Regions from separate parts of the Mus musculus genome. Here regions 2 and 3 are each linked to region 1. The links are chromatin loops, found by intact Hi-C in ENCODE. Cell type or tissue: heart. All regions are shown on one strand.

Region 1 (2,500 bases):
ATTTATTTACTTAATGTATGTGAGTATACTGTAGCTGTCTTTAGACACACTAGAAGAAGGCATCGGATCCCATTGCAGATGGTTGTGAGCCACCATGTGGTTGCTGGGAATTGAACTCAGGACCTCTGGAAGAGCATTCAGTAGTGCTCTTAACCTCTGAGCCATCTCTCCAGCCCGTTCCCATAGTTCTTAATTTATTCTATTTTATGGTCCAAATTTTCAGAGAAACAAGAAACAGTGATGTCACCTGTCCTTTTCCTTTGGTTGAAACCCTTGTGATACTTCATCATGAAGTAAGGCAAGATGATGTTTTGTTCTCTTTTAGAGGGACAAACACATGCTTTTATTACCCTCTTTAAATCTCATTAAAATTATTAGAAAAAATAACCCAGAACTAAAACTGAGATGATGATGATGATGATGATGATGATGATGATGATGTGTGTGTGTGTGTGTGTGTGTGTGTGTGTGTGTGATCTGAGTGAGATTTTAGTACAATAAACATGTTCTGGCTCCTGAGTGAGGAGCAGGCTGACTGGGTTATATGTTCTGGTAGGAATATCCTGTGGTACTTGTTTCTCTTCAGCTTGTGGGTGGCAATTCCCCAATTTAGAGATTTGTTAAAATATGGGGAAATACTCCACAAAGCCTAGTAGAAACAGACCATGAATGTGGAGAAATCTGCATACACCACACCAGGTTTCTTCTACAGGGTGAATGTTAATAGGCAACATCCTTCATGAAGACCTCTACAGCCTTTAATTTTTGCTTCTCTTTTATCACAAACGATCTCATTGTCAAATAGTGAAAAAACAGTTGCAAATATGAACAGAATGTGTAGTTAATAGCGAATGTGTAGCCCCCTCCCCCCAAAAAATCTCCATAGCTTTAGCATTGGTTCATTTGGATGTATAAAGTTTGGATATAGCAAATGTTTTACTGACTTCCTTAAACCAGCTCCATGATGTTTTTGTTTGTGAATTAATTAGAATAAAGAGACTTTTTAAAATAAAAAATTAAAATAACGCAAATGAGATTATTAGCTTCTAGCTGGAAAGGATTCTGACTCTTAATTACAGCCATAAAAATCCCCAATGCTTGGTTTCTTCTGTGAGGGCCTTGTCAGGGCAGCGGTGGGGAAGCTTTGCTGTTGAGGGCAGGAAGGAGAAGGGCAGGGAAGCCACAGGAAGCCTGAGCCACATCTCCTGGCCCCTCCCCTGAGCAACGCTGCGTGTTGTTGCAGTACTGTACTGTTCGACTGCGCAATCATAGTTAACATTCTTCTTCCAGGCACATTGAAAACGTTTGGCTTGCATTCTCCTCGAGCTGTTTTATAAGGGCAATAACCAAGGCCAGGGTGTGCTCTTGTCAGCAGGCAAAGCACGCAGTGCAGGCTGCCAAGAGTTTCCTGCTCCGGGGCCACCCATCCTTGGCTACAGGATGCAGGGCTGGAGCTTAAAGTAGCTTGCGTGGAGCCTGTGCTGGGACTTTCTGTTCTCACAGATCATGCTTGAGATTCCATCCTTCAGCTCTGCAGCCCTGATCAGTGGAGTCTGCTGTGTTTGTGCTTGTTTGGGAGTAGTTCTGAACACATGTCAAAGCAGCCGTCTAAGGCTTAGCTGGGAAAATGGTCTTTGAAGGCTAGCAAGCTGCATTTTCCTCCTGCTAATTCAAGCTCAGAGTTCCCACGAGTCAGCTGCTGGGGAAGTGGGCATTCCCTTCATCTACTCCCTGTGAACTAATTTCTGGAATGGGCTGACAGTGCACATGCCAAGTGGAAGGTTCTAATACTGTTGCCCCACCCCATTTGAAGTCCACCTTGGCAATGGGCAGATGGCTTTTGCGTGTTATTTATTGCCAGGGTCTGTGAAGGGGAGAGTCCCCAGGAGATCGCTGAAGCTGTTTTTGCAGGATTTCCTTTGATTGGAAGCTGTTGGCTGTGCTTTCTGCAGCTGGCTCTGTCACAAAGCAGAGGGCTCAACGCATCCCCCATGAGACAACTGCCATGCCAGCACCAAGGAGGTGCTGGCTGTGAAGTGCCTTGGACGAGAAGATGAGGTGCTGTTGCTGTTGCCTTCATCAGTAAGGAGGCAGCTTAGCCTTGGGAGGAGCGGAAAGAGCGTTGGCGCACATCTGAGAGGTTTACATTGGAATGTCAGTTCTTCTGTTAACTGAAAGCATGACCTTGACCTAAAGTGTTTTCATTTATAAAATAGCAATTGGTAACTAAAAGATTCATCCTGAAACTCATGGCAGAGAACCAATAGGATAAAACATGCATACTTTCTCTCCTTTCTTCTGAGTTCCAAAGCCACCCTGAGCATTCTAAAGCAGGATGGATGACGTCTATAAACTCTCTGTATCTTCTCCACTTATTCAACACTCATCTGGTTGTCATCCAACAGACTGAAAAATTAGAAAAATAAATAAATATACTCTTGTGCATTTAAAAATGTAGATAGTGTATTAGCTGCTAAGGATAAAGAAATGTACGTTGAAG
Region 2 (2,500 bases), 580 kb after region 1:
TCAGCGACGCTCTGCTCCCGTCCTTCTCCACGTTCGCGTCCGGCCCGGCGGGAAGGGAGAAGACACTGCGTCCAGCAGGTGCCCCGACTAACGTGAGTGTCGCGCTAGTGCCCTGTAGATTTCTGCAGATGGGGTGGGGTGTATGGGCGGAATCCGGGGGTCACCAAGAGTCCTTGGTTAGGACAAGGATTGCCCTCCATTGGAACTCTACAGCCTTCCGAGGTGGCTCCTCGGCCCTTGAGTCGGCCTTAAGTGCGTGTGGTCCCGGCACTGCGGTACCGCCAGGGGCGCACAGCGGTTCCCCACTAGTCTTCGGGCGTCCGGACCGTGGGGTGGGCGCACTCAGTCCACTATATTTTAGGTGGACAAGTCTCGAGACCCTTTGGGCCGGAGTGATCGTAGCGCGTGGGCGACCCGGTGGCTATGGTGCATGGGGAGAAAGCCACCGTGTCCCAGTGTCCCAATTCCGTGGGCGGCTGGAGCGTCCCGCGGATCTGGCGGGGAAGAGGACTGGGCTGGTGGAGCGACGGCACTAGCTTGCAGGAGAACGAACGCGCCACCTCTTACCTTGGTGTTAGCTGAGATTGCAGTGTGGCCCCTGGAGTCCCCGAGGCTGCCTTCCTGTTCTGTCCAGTTCCTATAGCAGGGTGTTGGTGTGCTTCACCCAACAAGTCAATATTAGGGGTGGCAACAGGGTGCTACAATTAACAGTTTCTCTCTCCCTCCCTGTTCTTGCAGCGTTGGCGTGAGGAACTCTCTCACATGAAGCGACTTCCCCCACTTCCCGGCCGCCCCTACGACCTGGCGGCGACGGTGGCCACAGACCTGGAGAGTGGCGGAGCTGGTGCAGCTTGCAGCAGTAACAACCCGGCCCTCCTAGCCCGGAGGGAGACCGAGGAGTTCAACGACCTCCTGGACCTAGACTTTATCCTTTCCAACTCGCTAACCCACCAGGAATCGGTGGCCGCCACCGTGACCACCTCGGCGTCAGCTTCATCCTCGTCTTCCCCGGCGAGCAGCGGCCCTGCCAGCGCGCCCTCCACCTGCAGCTTCAGCTATCCGATCCGGGCCGGGGGTGACCCGGGCGTGGCTGCCAGCAACACAGGTGGAGGGCTCCTCTACAGCCGAGAATCTGCGCCACCTCCCACGGCCCCCTTCAACCTGGCGGACATCAATGACGTGAGCCCCTCGGGCGGCTTCGTGGCTGAGCTCCTGCGGCCGGAGTTGGACCCAGTATACATTCCGCCACAGCAGCCTCAGCCGCCAGGTGGCGGGCTGATGGGCAAGTTTGTGCTGAAGGCGTCTCTGACCACCCCTGGCAGCGAGTACAGCAGCCCTTCGGTCATCAGTGTTAGCAAAGGAAGCCCAGACGGCAGCCACCCCGTGGTAGTGGCGCCCTACAGCGGTGGCCCGCCGCGCATGTGCCCCAAGATTAAGCAAGAGGCGGTCCCGTCCTGCACGGTCAGCCGGTCCCTAGAGGCCCATTTGAGCGCTGGACCCCAGCTCAGCAACGGCCACCGGCCCAACACACACGACTTCCCCCTGGGGCGGCAGCTCCCCACCAGGACTACCCCTACACTGAGTCCCGAGGAACTGCTGAACAGCAGGGACTGTCACCCTGGCCTGCCTCTTCCCCCAGGATTCCATCCCCATCCGGGGCCCAACTACCCTCCTTTCCTGCCAGACCAGATGCAGTCACAAGTCCCCTCTCTCCATTATCAAGGTTAGTGGGGGGAAGGGACTGGCTGGTAGAGATGGCGCTGGGAGCTTTGTTTCTGGGGATCTTGAGACTATCCAGATTGAAGTTGACCCCACTTTCTTTACCCCCCCCCCTCCCAGAGCTCATGCCACCGGGTTCCTGCCTGCCAGAGGAGCCCAAGCCAAAGAGGGGAAGAAGGTCGTGGCCCCGGAAAAGAACAGCCACCCACACTTGTGACTATGCAGGCTGTGGCAAAACCTATACCAAGAGTTCTCATCTCAAGGCACACCTGCGAACTCACACAGGTAAGGGAACCAGCACTGTGGAGGAGGGTTGGTGCCTGTCTGCTCCGTAGGCTGGCTGTGGGCTCCTTAGGGCTTTCTTGGGTGCTGGGGTGTATCTCTTCTCCATCTCCTGGATCACAGAGGAGGGCAGCAAACAGGCGCCTATGGTTTTGCCCAGAAGCCTTTTGCTTGATGGATGCTATCTGCTGCCTGAATGTGCAGTTTCTCATTGGGCCTTTAAAAGATAGGGAGTTTCCTGTGTGTGCCTGCCCCTCCTAGCCTGGTAATCAAGAAGTTATACTTTGCAATGCAAAACTGTGGCGGTATCTTTAAAAGAAAAGTTTTAAATTTTCTAGATTATTTTCATTGTTGTCTCCTCCTCCTCTTAGATCTACCTACCCTTGACTCTATTCTGGTCTTTAGAATAATTAGATCGTATTTACGTTTGAAGAATTTAATGGTTCCCATTGCAGGGATTCTGGTGTAAAACTGTCCCTGCAAGCTGGGTAGGGTGACA
Region 3 (2,500 bases), 600 kb after region 1:
TCAGACCTACTCTACAGTAGATAGTTCTTTCAATGGCTAAGGAGAAGCCTATTGGAAATCTGCTTGGATAAACAAACCCGCATTGAGTCCAGAGGTAATCATTAATGTTTCAAGGGCTAACTCACTGGATGCCCTTTTCCCTCTGATGGCTTCCAAGCACCCCTGATGATGGGTTTCGGGAGATAAACTTTCCAGTCAGCAGACTCCAATTGAGAAGACAATGGATTGGAGATGCAGAGATTAACAGGAGTTTGGGTGATGAACGATTACTCCTATCTGGTCTGTGTGAAATGAAAGGAGCTTGCAGCATCCCCAGATAGGAGTTGTTTGGGTTTCAGGCCCATAATACCCTCCCTCTCTCCACAAAGGATTAGACCCTCTCTGAACAAAGCTAGAACAGAATCGTGTGGGTCGGCCAGACTCTGGGCCTTGACCTTGCTCTGCTGTTTCTGGTCACGTGCCACTTGTTTGGGATTTTGTTTTTCTGTGTTCTTCCGAAGGGCGACTTTCCCAGCGTCAAGAGCCTTTTCAAAGTCACAAGCGAATCATCCCTTAGTTCTTCCAGGCCGCTTTGGCAGGCTTTCTCTACCTTCCCCAAACAGGACCAAGCTCCTATATAAAATTCATAAAATTCTTGGCAGGAAAGAAACCCTCCCATTGGAATGAACAGATGTTGGGCGAGTAACTTTGCCATGATGAGTTGTTCCTAATACTGTAGGTCTAAAACGTGTGAGGATGTTAGCTTGTATTTTAATGAATGTCAACAAGTTCTGGGCAGTTCTTCCATCGCTATCTGTGGCACACACATAACAATCACACACCTGAATTTCTACAGAGTCCTTGGGGATTGGAAAGCTATGAAAAAGCGAAAATGGAAATCCAACGTGCATGCTGATGTATTATTATAAGCTAACTCTCAGAAACACCTTTCCTCTCTGCCCAGCACCTGGATGGTCTACGTGCTTCTCCTGAGGCAATTAGCTTTGGGGGAATCAGCAGAGACGACCAGGGTCCCCACCCCGGAGACTGGAGTGTCAGTTGCCTGGGCTTCTGCTGGCTGCAATGCAAGCCCAGAACCAGCCTATCCACTTTGGGATTCAAAGTCGGAAATAGGGTTCCCTGTGGGGTGGGATGCGGTGCGAGCCGCTCCGCTACAGCTGGCGGAGGAGACTTGGGACTGGACTGGAAAGCGGCGCATGCGCGACCCAGTGAGCATCGGGCTCCGCCTGGAGTCCCCGCTGAGGGCAGTTCTCGCTCTGCCGGAGCGCACCAACGTATTCCAGGTCCCCTGCCACGCCCGGAAGAACTCCTTAGCGTCCCTGTTCCTCTCCAAGAGGAGGTGGAATGGAAGATCGTAGGGTGTGGCTGGCGGAAGAGCCGATCGCCCAGAGTCCGCGACGCTCTTGGGCGGCCCCGGTGCCCGGGAGGCCTGAGGGCTTGAGCTGGAGGCGGGTGCGGCGCGGTCTGCAGCGCCTCCCGCCGGTCCTCTTGCAGTAACGCGGCCGCAGGAGGGAGAGCCTAGACCCAAGCCCTAGACTGACTCTTGTACGGGATTTCTCATTTTGACTCTCATCAGTACTTGGTTTGGGGCTCCTGAAACTTGATTCCCAGGCCTCTTCTTGGCGGATGAATACTGGGAGGTCGTACGATCATTTCAGAGAAGGAGTGGGTGGGCTGCAGACGAGGACAGGGTTCTGGGTTTGTTTCTTATCGTTTTGGTACCAAGGATTAAAGACAGGATTTTGTGCATGCTACGTAGGTCTTGGACAGCAGAGCTACAACCCCCCTCATTTACCTTCCCACAGAGAAGAAATCCGACTGCCCAGGTGGGATACTGTCACCTGTGGCTGTAAACTCAACTGTCTTCTCTCTGAACTTCATTTCCTCGTTGCAAAATAGTAATGATCTTATCTGCTTCCCAAGTAAGAAATGCAAAGCCCCTAGCTGTGACATCAGCTGTCAGGGCCCAAGAGCAACAGTACTACACACACACACACACACACACACACACACACACACACACACACACACACACAAAACAGGTGCAAAGAGAGACTTTACTCCTCACACAGTCAACCAGCAGATCCAGGGTCCTTTTTTGACAACACATAGCAGATGCTCAGCGGTCTATAGATCTTTGCCTGTGGCAGTCATGTTTGCTCACTCAGGCAGCTTGCAATGCAGAAAACTAGGTTTTTAAGTGGAGTTGGGGCGGTGGCTTATATGCTGCAGCTCCTGTAATAAGGTCAGAGTACAACTTAATTTTCCCCATTTCTTTCCTTATTTAGTGTGTGTGTGTCATCTCAGACAACGTGTGCTACTGTGTTCTCAGACACTTAAGAGGGAAGAAAGTACCCACTAAGCCACATCTCAGCCCATGTAGGAAGCTCGGACTACTGGGACCATGTGCTCTCATTTCTCCTTAACACCTCTCCCACACACATCTCACATTCTTTCTGAAGTGATCGTGTTAGAAAGTGTTAGTGTACACAGACTTACC

What was found. Hi-C counts contacts between places; a loop is a spot of excess contacts. Peaks named below come from ENCODE experiments on the same cell type or tissue, not always from the same donor. Only the 100,000 strongest peaks of a DNase experiment are listed, where the experiment ranks them.
Region 2: it touches region 1 in a loop (4-fold over the local background); 8 of 42 quality-filtered maps call a loop at or near these places.
Region 3: it touches region 1 in a loop (2.8-fold over the local background); 3 of 42 quality-filtered maps call a loop at or near these places.

What each region holds. Positions count from the first base shown.
Region 1 is chr4:56,112,842-56,115,341 of GRCm38, reverse strand. No RefSeq gene overlaps it. Among named protein-coding and RNA genes, the nearest start is that of Gm12519, 110 kb to the right of the region's middle. In heart, a CTCF peak has its summit at 1,344; DNase peaks (open chromatin) are centred at 1,371 and 1,891; H3K4me3 peaks cover 452 bases; H3K27ac peaks cover 1,225 bases.
Region 2 is chr4:55,529,222-55,531,721 of GRCm38, reverse strand. It overlaps Klf4 (Kruppel-like factor 4 (gut)), which reads left to right. Exons shown (of 5, transcript NM_010637.3): 2 at 1-92; 3 at 739-1,723; 4 at 1,840-2,004. Among named protein-coding and RNA genes, the nearest start is that of Klf4, 2.0 kb to the left of the region's middle. In heart, CTCF peaks have their summits at 277 and 1,292 (motif pointing right); DNase peaks (open chromatin) are centred at 361, 661 and 1,311; H3K4me3 peaks cover 2,198 bases; H3K27ac peaks cover 2,039 bases.
Region 3 is chr4:55,513,813-55,516,312 of GRCm38, reverse strand. No RefSeq gene overlaps it. Among named protein-coding and RNA genes, the nearest start is that of Klf4, 17 kb to the left of the region's middle. In heart, no CTCF peak of the experiment used is centred here; a DNase peak (open chromatin) is centred at 1,302; H3K4me3 peaks cover 1,123 bases; H3K27ac peaks cover 652 bases; H3K27me3 peaks cover 706 bases.